Linked DNA regions of Homo sapiens: region 2 is linked to region 1. A link is a contact called in ENCODE Hi-C or POLR2A ChIA-PET data. All regions are on one chromosome and are shown on one strand. The core of a region is the stretch at or near the end of the contact, and the rest is flanking DNA. Distances in the headings are between cores, read along the strand shown.

Region 1 (6,235 bases), core at 2,687-5,186:
AGAGAGAGAAAGAGAGAGAGAGTGAGAGCGAGTGAGCAGTGGTGTCATGTGGCATTTCAAAATGCCTGGCATTTTCCTAAAAGTACCCTGCCCAGTCCCCAACCCCCTAGCCATACAGCCCGACCCAGCGGGCTTGCAGGGTGACTGATTTCGTGAATGTCGGTTCTCAGGCTGCCAGGCTGCTGCTTCTCAAGGATGACCCAGACTTAGAGAAGTCTCTGGTGTCAGGCAGAGGACACTGGGTGGGGGACAGGAGGAACTGCTCAAAACAGACAGAGGCTCTTTGTTTGCTTTGCTTCTGTGTCAACTGGGCAACATTTGGAAACAACAAATATTGGTTCAGAGGCCCACTGCTTTCTTACCCACCTCCTGCTGGTCAGCTTTTCCAGCTTTCCTGCACGTACACACAAGCGCAGCTATTTCTTTAAGGGCCAACTCGTGGTTGAAATTTGAGAGTTTTGCCCTGTTTGCGGTGAAAGATTTGGCTCATGCTTGGGTTGGTCTAGAACTGGAAGCTTCCTTTATGTCCTCTATCAATCTCTTTCTCTTTCTCTTTCTCTCTCACCTCCCTCCCTCTCTTTCCTCCCCCACTAAATAAATAAAGAGAAGGTCAATATCAAGAAGGCAGCTGTGGTCTGGAGAAGGGCAAGATTTAGGAAGTTTGAGTTCAGGTCTCAGAGCTCCATGAATAAGGACCCATCATTTGACTGTAATGACCACATGTGATAAATGGAGGTACTGATCTTATCTTGCATGGCTGCCCCAATGATCTTGCCCCAGGACAGTGCCTGACACATACAAGGGGATAAAAACATGATATTTTCTTCCAGCTGAGCATAATCAAGCCAGTCCATGTCTAAGGATCTGCAGTTGGTACTCAGACCTCTCCCAGACTGACCAGCCCCTGTGCTGGCAAAGCCCTGGGGGCTGTGTGCTTTTGGAGAAATGGCAAGGCTGGGAGTCTCATGTCTGTCCCTCTCTCGGTGTGACCCCAGATGAGCTCCTTGGCCCCTGCATGTCCTGGTTTCCTGGGAGAGGCAGTGTCCCTGGTGGATGTGTACACTCTGGAACCAGACTGCCTTCTTTTGTATTCTGACTTTGCAGCTGACCTTGAACAAGATATCATCCTCTCTTGTCCTCAGTTTCCTTGTCTCATCTGTAAGATACAGATGCTAAAGCACCAAAGTCAGAGGGGTATGGTAAGTGCTCAGTGAAGCTCCCAGTAAATCTCAGCCATCATTAAGCTATTAAAAGGGACAGTGATTCTCCAACTCCAGAACATCTCTGGTATAGAATTAAAGAATATAAATGAGAGCACAGGTACAAGTGTCATGGACATGGAGCGCTGTAATGTTAACCTCTTACCTTCACATGCTCCTATAGACATATACAGGCATAGGCACCCCATACAGCTAGGGCCATGCACACATGTACACCCCAAAGCTGGCCTCACCCCTGCCTACCCCATCCAAGGAATGGCAAGCACGAAGCTCTGCTGTTGTCCTCTTGAGCAAAAGCCAAGGCCCTGGCCTCTCCATCTAGGTGTGTGTAGATGACGTGGGAGCACCAGTTCTCTATGTCTTGTCTGAGCTTCCTTCATATCCCATGAGGCTGTATATTTCCTTCCCAGCACCTGTCTTGGGCTTGGACTCAAAGGACCCTTCTGAGGACAGGGCATAGAGCTGGCTGCTCTGGAGAGGACTCAGCCTGGCCAGTAGGTAGTTGCTCCCTGCTGAGGGGCTCTGGCTAGGCTATGGGCCTGTGGCTGGAGGACTGGCCTCAGCGGGGCTTAGTCTACGAATGTAGATGGGCTCCAGAAAAGGAGAATCACTGACCATCTTCTTTCCATGCCCTGCGTTGAGCTTCCCTGAGTTTGTGGCATGGGCTCAACCTTTCGTAACTGCACTTCCTGCTCTCTGGCAGACCCTGCAAGCTTACTACAGGGCCTGTCCATGCATCAGCTGTATGTGTGCATGCTGCTCTGCTGGGTGCCTTCCAGTTAGCCTTGCCCCTGACTTTTCCTGCTCATCTCACATCCTTACCTCAAGGTCTCCAAATGAATCCAGACCACTGCCTAGAGCCTGCTGCAGGGGCAGTAGGAATATGGCCCTCATGCTAACAGTCTTCTTTCCCTATGGCTCAAGCACAAGGGGCCCGTGGACGGGCAAGGGGGGAGTAAGACAGGGCAGCAGTGGTCACTCTCCCTCGCTGGTGAGGCTGATGTGTTGGGAAAGCCAGACTTGACTTCTGTCCTCACTGTAAACAGAAAGCTTCTGTAGTGGACTCTAAAGTGGGAGGTATGTAACCCCTTTGCATATGAGATAATCTTTTGGAGTGTGGGAGAACATAATCTAACTTCCAGTTATATTTATTGTTATTGCAAAAGATTAACAAATTATCATTCATTCATATTGAATGTGTGAATTGGCCCTATCTCCCACCTGAGTCTGCAGTCATGACAGATGGAGCCTTTCAGGTGTCCTAAGGGAAGATGGGGTTCACCTCACAATGCTAAAGGTGAAAAGGGGAGTGCCGACCCTGCCCTTTGTTTTGGCATTTTTATTTCCATACTTTGTGGTTTGTATGTGCCCAGTTAAACGGATGTACAGATTAGATAATCTGGCTTTAACTCCAACCTTCACGAGATGCACACATGCCTTAAAAAGATTCTTACAAAGAAACTAGAATTAGGAGACAATTCTGACAACACAAAAACAAGTGAACAAAAATCAAATGACTGACCTGACGTGTCCACTAGGCTTGATATGAGCTTGGTCAACTAAAACATGAGACAGAATGAATGACCATCTGGTCAGGTTGGATAAGAAGTAACTTTTGGCAAAATCTCTGAAGTCTGGATTTACACTTCGTGGAAGGAATCTTGACCTTTCCCCAAGTATATTATGCCTTGAGATAATAATCCTGTATAAGGCCGCATAAGCAAAACGACATTTGAAAATGAGTTTCATCTTTAGCTCATCCTTTTACAAATTTCTATTCCTTGTGCATGATTGAAGTGTACACATTTTTTAGTTAAAATATAAGCATATAGAAGGCACAAGTTCAATATTTTTCATGATAAGGATGTGTAATTAAACTGGTTAGGAGACTCATCGACTAGAGGGGGACATGGTGGCCCCAGGCTGTAAGAACAGGCCACACCGTCCACTGGGCCGCTTGCTTTGTGCTAAGATGACACTTTGTTCTGAGCCTCACAGTGTCTTGACCATGTTCCTGGAACCTTCTTGTTGGAGGGAGTTCATCTTCCCCTATGACTCTGTCCCTAGTCTAAGGTGTCCCACAGGAAGCTTGAGGGCGGGAAGTTTTCCAGCCCAGGAGCCTGAGCTCAGCGGGGCAGGAAGAGGGAGCAGCTCCTCCGTGGGGGACCTTTGAGAGCCCAGGAGCAGGATTTCGAGGGACACCTGGTGGGGAGCAAAAGGTGCTGAGTCTGTCTTTGACCTTGAGCCCAGCTTGTTTCTCCTGCATCCTCCCCCAAAAGGGGCTTTGCCTGTCATTCTGCAGTTCTAGTGTGGGGTCTGGGCGCAGTTCTTTTCCCTCTCCAGCCTCGGAGTCTTCCTCTGTGGACTGCGCAGATAGGACTGGTGGCACGGACCAGCTCTGCAGCCCTGGAGTCAGGAGCAGAGCCCCCCGGCTCCCAGCCCGCCGTAGCCGCTCCTGGCACCGAGCGAGCCGCGATGACAATGGCTGCATTGTGCTTCATGTCCCTTCCCATCAACATTTCTGTGCTGGACTCCTTCCACTCGCGGGTCGTCTCCAGAGCTCAGAAAATGAGGTGATCAGTGGGACGAGTAAGGAAGGGGGGTTGGGAGAGGGGCGATTGGGCAACCCGGCTGCACAAACACGGGAGGTCAAAGATTGCGCCCAGCCCGCCCAGGCCGGGAATGGAATAAAGGGACGCGGGGCGCCGGAGGCTGCACAGAAGCGAGTCCGACTGTGCTCGCTGCTCAGCGCCGCACCCGGAAGATGAGGCTCGCCGTGGGAGCCCTGCTGGTCTGCGCCGTCCTGGGTGAGTGCGGGCACGGGGTAGCACCGCAGAGTCGCTGGCCCGCGCGTTCCCTGCAACCCGGGCGGCCACCGCGCAGCCTGCATGCACTCCGCGCTCAGGCTGGAAGCCTGGGTGTCTGGGTGCCTTTCCATTGCCTCTCTACGCCCCACCCCTGGCCTTTGCTTGGGCTTCTAGACACCTTTCACTGCACTCACTGTCTTCTCCCCCTCCTCCTCTTTGTCCAGTAAATCTTGCAGCAGTGAAATACAATAAATCAGAGCACGTCTAACCAGGTTATCAAAACCCTTTGCTGCTGCCTCTTGTCAAGTCCGAACTCCTTAGCATGGCATTCAAGGCCTCCCGGGTCTGACCATTCCCCTTTCAGAGGCTGATGTCCCCTGGGTGCCCTGGGAGCTGTAGATGTCCTGCCAAGGAAGCGGTGCCATCGAGCGGTCAGAGCATGGGGTTTGAAGCCAGACTTCTTGGATCCAAGTCCTGGCCGGCTCCTCACCAGGGAGGGGGTCATCACAGCACTTGCCTGGGAGGGTCAAATGAGGGTCAGCGAGGTGGCAGATGCTGAGTACCAGTGGCAGATGTTGCACACATCCTGCTATGGGGCAGTGGCTGACGCCACACTCCCCGACCTCCTGAGGTGGGGCCCCCTTCATACTCTAACTTCTGCCTGCCATTCATGGGGCATTTGTCACACTGTTGGGGCTTCCACGTTTAGTTTTCTCTCCCCATAAGCTAGCAATTCCTTGAGAGAGGACCCCACGTTACTTGCCTTTATCCCCGCACAGAGCACTTCACAGGCTGTGCAAGGTAATGCTCCACTGAGGACACATTCTCGCCTATGGGAACTCTGGAGGCAGGGCTTTGTGGAGGGGCTGCCACAGGCTTATGTTGCCTCCTAGGATTTCCCATGGGCCAAGAGGGAAAATGGGGGTCGCTGGGGTGGCCATCCCTGGTGGCCCCTCCTCATGCATCCTGGAGAGCTGTGGGCCTCCTCTCCACAGGCTTTGTGGATCTTCTTCAGAGCCAGTGAGTCAGCCTTGCTGTGGTGGCCCACAAGGAGTGGAGATGACAGAGGGCCTTGGGGACAGGGCAAAAGCTCATGTGATAGGGATGCTGTCTCTGCAACCACATGGATTTTAATAGTTACCCATGGCTGGCTTCAGCTTTTTTTGTGAATGGCAGCCAAAAAGTGTGGTGAAAATGGAGGGATAGTTCAGTGGAGACAGAGGGGAGACTGTTGAATTTGTGGAGTTTTTAGTTCTTCCTAAACAGAGAGCAACAGACAAGAGTTACAGACAAATTAATTCTTTTCGTTAATTTACCCTCAACTACTGGCCAAGAAGGGGTGTAACTCAGAATGTTTTCTTCTTTTGTGCCCTGAGTAGCAGACCCAGAGTCTGGAGACCCAGATTCTAGGCCTGGCTTGGCCAACGACAAGCAGGGTGACCTTGGGTTAAAAAAAAAAAAAGGCATCATTCTCTGAGTCTCACTCCCTCTTCTCAAAAAGATGGCAATTCCTCCCCCGCTGGTTTTCCATAGTTGAGGTAGCAAGCCAATGTGTTGGGGTAGCTGAAAACGCCCTGTGCATACTGAGGCTTATGTTCCATGGGGGGCCAGGGGCCAGGACAGTGATGGGAGGAGACAAGGCGGATACAGAGGAGCAGATTGTCATCTCCAGCTGGGAGGTGATGGCCATGCCTGCACCCCTCTGGCCAGCAGAGGGTGGTCAGTAGGAAACTGGGAGGCCATTAGGGCAACCTTCTATTGGCTCAGACTCAGAATGCAGTAGAACTTGTGCCCTGTAGTGTTCATGGACAGGAGTGAGAGGAGGACAGGACTGAGGGGATGTGGCTGTCAAGGCCTTTCTAGGGGCGATGCTGTCTCTCCCTCAGCATAGGGAGTGGGCCCTTCCACCTCTGGCCTCTCTCCCCCAGGGCTGTGTCTGGCTGTCCCTGATAAAACTGTGAGATGGTGTGCAGTGTCGGAGCATGAGGCCACTAAGTGCCAGAGTTTCCGCGACCATATGAAAAGCGTCATTCCATCCGATGGTCCCAGTGTTGCTTGTGTGAAGAAAGCCTCCTACCTTGATTGCATCAGGGCCATTGCGGTAAGTCGCTGCTGCCTAAAAGAGAGTGGAAGAAAGCCATACTTTCTCTGTTTCCAGTCACTTTGGAACAATTCTTTACTCACAGGTAGGAGGCTGATATATGGGGC
Region 2 (6,235 bases), core at 1,763-4,262, 470 kb after region 1:
ACTTACAGTGAGTGGGTTGGACTAAACTTGTAAGGAGAACTCTAAAATTCTTTGATTTATGACCTAGCATGCTGGAACTCTTTCATATCCACTCGATTTCTTCAGTAACAGATAATTCAAAACCAAAAAGAACTAACTTTGCTAAGTACCCACATACGGTATTCTAAGTTTTAGGCTAGATTTAATGAACCGTAAAAAACAACAAACCTCTGAAACAGGTATTATGCCCATTTTACAGATGAAAAAACTAAGCCTCAGAGAGGTTAAGTAACTTGTATCAATATCCTGAAAAGAGCAGAGCTGCCATTCCAACCCAGGTCTATCTCACCCGAGAGCAATGCTTCTGCATAAAAGTAACTTGATAAGGGAAACACAGTTAACATAGTTACTCAGAAGTCCCAACAGATTTTTCTTATTTCTTTACCTCTTCAACCATTTTAGCACTATTCCTAATGGAAAACATCTTAGCAATTCTGACAAAAGATTTGAGAAAGCATGGACTGAATGAGGCCTGAGTGAGATTCTTGGCTACCAACCATCTGGGATTATCTCAAAACTTCACCTGCCAGTGCTCTTTTCTCACTTGCAACTATAATCATGAGTTGGACATACTTAAATCTGTGAAAAAACAACAAACTCTATTTTTCACCTTCTCACATACATGTAAAACATATTTTGGTAAATAAATTCCTTACTTTTGTAGCACATTTTCCTTCGTTTAAAATTTAAGACGGTAAAATTTTTTGAAGAATTTACTGTCAAGTTGAGCTGCATTAGTATCATAACTTCAGAATCTACTTTGCCAGTACAGGAAAGCTCTACCCGAAACACTGTTTAAAAAAGATAAGAAAAATATTTTACATTTTCTAAAAATCAACATTAATGCCCCAAAATGATTCTTTTAAACATTTTAGAATTACTTATTTTTGCTGCAAGAAAACTAAAAGTAATACATTTAAATAAAGTAACTAAACAAAAGTTTTTAGAGATCTTCAGACTACCACACCTCTAGACATTAAGCATTTAATTCATTATGGATATAAAAGTTAGTATTAAAGAACAAACCAAGACATCAATGAAGAGATAATTGTTTTCAACTTCTGCTCATTGTTTTTAATACACCACTTTGTCTCATAAGTCCTGCTATTCCAGTACACTAAAACTGAAGGATCATAAGGCAAACCTTAACAGACACATCAGCAATAGTAACAACAGAAATTACATGATCAAATGGAAAGACAACTCACTACCAAAATGCAAGTATGTCTGCTCTTAATAAAAAGATTAAATATAAACCTGTAAATGAATCTGATAAATTGTCAGCTATCACCTTTCTCAACAGAAATTGATTTTAATCCATAATTGTAACAATGGGATAACAGACTTCAGTGCATATAATTTTTTTCCCCAATCTTTAAGATTCTTTTCCTACAAATTTAAAACCTATCATTCTACCATCTGTATGACTGCATTAAAGATATGGGCATTTCTAAATTCCTTTACTGCCCATAAAAATTTAAGCAGCCCTCCTGTGCTTTATTTAAGCTTAATGTATGTCACTGATAACAGTGAATATGACTGCCAGAAAAAGTTTCACAACACTATTGTGGCTGATACTTTCAATTTTTAAAAATATCCATTTCTTACAAATACCACAACTTCAAGAGCCTAAGAAGTTAGCTCAAAAGCAGTTAAATTGGTGTAAATAATACACTTATTCATTTACTCAGACTGTACTGAGTGCCTATCCTGCACCATACTCTATGCTATGCATCAAGGGAATTGCTAGATATGTAATCAGTGCAAAAACAGTTAAATATAAGGTTCTAAGGGGTAGGAAGAATAGAAGTTAACAAATGAAAGAAGAGAAGGTGGCAGAAAAAAGACAGTGCAGATCTTGAGTCTTGCAGAATGAGTAGGATGAATAGAAAGGAGTTCACGAGCAGAAAGAGGAAAAGATGATCCCAAATACTGAGACCAGCACATGCAAAGGCTTGAAGATCAGAACTGCATGTAGTCTGGAACTGCTACAACTCTGGGGCAAGTGCAGCAACAAGGCTAGACAGGCAGGCAGGGGCAGATGGTAAAGGATCCAGGACACAAGGTGGTGAGTCTGGAATGTTCAGTTGATGGGAGTGGAGAGCACTGATGGGCTTCACGTCACAGGGTCAAACATGACCGTGCAAAGATCATCTGGGCCACAGGGTGAAATGTGGTGCCTAATCAAAGGGAAACAAGATCAGGCACAGGGACTCATGTGGAGGTAAGTACCAGCAATGCAGAAAAAGAGACAGGGAGGGCGGAGCACAGAGAGTTCCAGAAGGACAGAAAAGAGAGAATGGTTTAAGAACACAGTGCAAATATTTACAAAAATTACTTTTCACAGTACTCATACATCTTATGCCTATCAAGTAATACACACTACACATCAGTAAACTTCTGTTTTGGGGCCATAGGGGATGCAGTTGAAAAAGTATGTTAACTCTGTCTTTGAAGACTCTTACTTACCTGATAAAGTGCGTGGAACTTCCCCCTGAACAGAAATGTTGACCTGGGGCATATCCATTGCCAAAACATTGTCCACTTGGAATCCCAGCTTATATTCAACCTGTAAAATAGACAAAAATAAACAAAATGGACCTGTGATAACAAGAAGGATACTATCAGCTTGACTTCATTAATTGGCTCATTAATCAATGGATGAGCCTTTCATATGTACAAATAATCTAGCTATAAAAAAATGCAAATTGTCAGAAACAGTCCTAAGAATTTTCAATTGGATAAAAATTCAACCAAGTAAGCCACCCTCTATTTTAAGTCCACAACAGGACCACCACTCTTCCATAAAACCTGCCATCTAGGGTCAGAAATCCTGCTGAGAACTATGCAGCACTGACAGAGAGGCCATGGAGAGCCAGATATGAAGAACCAAAGCGGTGAGATATGTAACTGACAGACCATAAATAGCTACCAATGCCTTCTCTGGTTGATAAATGAAAGCCAAGCTCGGAGGGCCTCCTTGTGGCTGGTGGAGGAAGGTCTGCTCTGCAGACCCACTCACACAATAAGCAGATTCCAAGGTAGATTTCTCATAGAATATCTAAGTCACATCCTCTAGTCTTGCTCTCACCAAAAAGAAAGTTCATGTTTAGATCCCCATTTGACCTCTGGATCTACTTCTTAAGTGATTCAGAATCCAGAAGGGAAGACAGGCAACCCATGAGATGTCTCTAAAACACCAATGTTATCTATCAATACTTGGCCTACCCAATGTGGCTTAACAGAACCAATCAGCATCAATAATTAAGGCTCTGTTGCTATGGAGAGTTCATGAAAGAAGCAGCTCAAACTGCAAAGCAATAGCTGAAATTCAGAATGGCTGCCAGCATCAAGACTTTCAATGAAGCCCTACAGTTCACATCACTCTCTGCCCTGCCCACAGGTTCTTGATAACTATGGTATCCCTCTCTCATTCAGTGGTCACAAAAGGTATCATTGGTGGCAGACTGAGATTTGCAGAGCCACGAGGCAGCAGGTTGGGAAAAGAGTGAGAAGAAAGATGTTCGATAAACCATTCTTCAAGAAACTTAACTAGAAGAATGGGAGACAGATGGTGAAGTGGGGGGTGTTCCAAAGCTTTTCTTTGTTTTTAGATGAGATATTCAAATATGTATATATGCTAGTGAAAAAAGCTAACGAAATGGTACATAATAAAGATGAAAGAAAAGAGGGAAAGAGTATCATCCCAGATATAAGGGAAGGGATGGCCCTTACGCTTGGGCTAAGGTGGAAGGCGTTGTTACCCATGAATAAGAAGGGCTCAGTCCAGAATTTGATTCCCCTTGGGGTTTCTCCTTTCACACTCTATTTAAAGTGTCTTAGCTAAACACTGTAGGGGTATGCAAACATTAAACTCTTCCTTTGCAGTTAAGATAGGTACGTAAACAACTGTTAAAGGCTGTGTTTGATAAGTGCCACATTCCCAACAAAGGAAATGTTCTTGCTGCAGCACATCAGTGACTTCGAGGTACCTTGGCTAGGAAGTGTTCACATTCACCTTAGCATATCACAATACCATTGCTGCCACCAGGGGGTGCTAGAGAGCCACAGCCAAGCAAGTTTGGGCAGGGAATGAGCAAGCTCTCCAGCAATACATCAAAGAATGCATTATACATCCCTACACCGATGCTATCTCTGAACAGGACCATACATGAAGGGTAGGTGCACAAAAGAAATCAGCACCGCCAGCAAGAACTGGGTTTGGAACCATGAGACCATGTGACTCTTAGGTAAATTTGTAACTTCTCTGAGTTTCCATATTTTGTAAAATAAGGGTAATACATGTTATGAGGATCAAATAAGATCATTAATGCAATACATACTGTTAGCCTGGCACAAGTCTCCTCTGACATCAGCAGCATCAGCAGTCATTCCAGAACAGCTACCTTATTGCCATGCTGCACTTCTCCATAATCATCAGCCCACTGCTGGCCCCAGGGATTCTGACACAAACCCTCCTGGGTCTGTCAAGAACACTGTTGCAGGCCTTCTGTTTTTTCCCCATTCTGAGAACCTCCCTATTCAGAACAGCCTCCTACACTCTCTGCCTCTTCACAAATGTCTTCCCACCTTCTCCCACAACCTGGCTTTCCTCAGAAGTCATCTGTTCCCCTTCCTATCATTCAGTTCCTACAACACCTGACCCTCAGGGCCTAGACAGTAGGGTCGGCACTCTTTAGGATCACTAGGTCCTTCCCAGACATCCCTTCCTCATGCCCTCATGCAAATCCCCTCTACTTTGAAGTTTATAACTTCTTTTTTTGAGACCGAGTCTCACTCTGTCACCCAGGCTGGAGTGCAGTGGCGTGATATCGGCTCGCTGCAACCTCCACCTCCTGGGTTCAAGCGATTCTCCTGCCTCAGCCTCCCGAGTAGCTGGTGGGACTACAGGCACACGCCACTATGCCCAGCTAATTTTTGTATTTTTAGTAGAGACGAGATTTCACCATGTTGGCCAGGATGGTCTCGAACTCCTGGCCCCAAGTGATCCACCTGTCTTGGCCTCCCACATTGCTGAGATTACAGGTGTGAGCCACCGCGCCCGGCCGAAGCTCACAGCTTCTACTCATAATGGCTACTTCTCATGCCATCAACACCAATAAGCCACACAGGACTTGCAGAGGCCTTGGTCTCCTGCCATGTTCTCCCTGGCTTCAATATTCAGTATTCAATATCCTGACACGCTAAAGAATTACTTCACTACCAAAACAAATGCAAAAATGCCATTCTATCAAAGATCCCATCACCACCTCTGATTCCTACAAAACTAGTTCTCTGATTCCATCACTCCAAGTCAGCCAACATTTATGAGGCACATTTATGAGCCAGGTGCTGTGTTCATAGCAGGATGCAGCAGCCAGTTAAAGCCACTTCCCTTCTCTCCAGTATAGCCGTGAACACCTAGTTTCATGTTCTCCACAGCCCAAGCCCTAAAGAAGGCAACATTACTGACAGTCATATTGGCACCTTCAGCTGGTTGACTCCTTCCAAACCCTCAAAGGGCAGCTCTAGCATCCTGACCACCCCTTCTTACTCTACTCCTGCTGCTCAGCACTGCTGAAGGAAATCCATCCTACAGAAAAGGAGCTCTTACACAACAATGACCTCCAGTCTCAGGGGAGGCCCTTAGTTCTACTCAGCAATCCCTTCCTCACTGACCCTCTTTTCCCTCGTCTTATTCCAACCTTACAGGCCTTCCCCACCTCCTCACACTCAATGTTTTTGTCCCTTTCCACTAGTACAGAGGAACCCCATTTCTGCCTTTCTTTTCAACACCCCGGCAGATCTATTAGAGCATCTATTCTTTTCATTCTAGTCCCAAGGAAAGGTCCATTTTCCTCTCCAAATGTAAATCCTTCAATCCTAGTACACTAGGGTTCTAGCCCATTTCACCACTGATGGGATATCTTAATCGTCAATTTCTCTCACTCTCTTTTACCTTCAATCCCTCTCAAGTGTCCAATTACCTACTAGGCAATTCTATCTAATTATCCTACAGCCTTCCAACTTAACAAATTCAAAGCCACACTTACTATTTCCCCAGAAACTTGCTGTCTCCTTTATTCTAGGTCTCAGTTATCACAAGGAGAGAAGGAGCAGACCAGAGACCAGAACCCCAAAGTAAGCAGAGAGGGCCTGGCAAAGGGGTCCAGGGCCATAACTGCAGTTAAAAAAG

What was found. A loop is a pair of places that touch in the nucleus more often than their neighbours do. ChIA-PET counts read pairs that join two places held with the same protein, here RNA polymerase II (POLR2A).
Region 2: a loop to region 1 is called in a map with no recorded cell type, with 5 times the contacts of the local background. The contact joins the enhancer-like site here to the promoter of TF in region 1. A Hi-C loop is called at or near these places in 1 of 37 single-sample maps with no recorded cell type. POLR2A ChIA-PET finds 5 or more read pairs at or near these places in 1 of 52 experiments (H1).

What each region holds. Positions count from the first base shown.
Region 1 is chr3:133,742,457-133,748,691 of GRCh38, forward strand. It overlaps TF (transferrin), which reads left to right and starts at 3,937. Exons shown (of 17, transcript NM_001063.4): 1 at 3,937-4,027; 2 at 5,956-6,128. The coding sequence starts at 3,985.
Region 2 is chr3:134,209,000-134,215,234 of GRCh38, forward strand. RYK (receptor like tyrosine kinase) reads right to left here. Exons shown (of 15, transcript NM_002958.4): 3 at 2,509-2,608; 4 at 696-830. Among named protein-coding and RNA genes, the nearest start is that of RYK, 39 kb to the right of the region's middle. Within about 2 kb of position 3,013, at least 2 of the 41 ENCODE cell types and tissues checked have a DNase peak (open chromatin) inside an H3K27ac peak, as active enhancers do.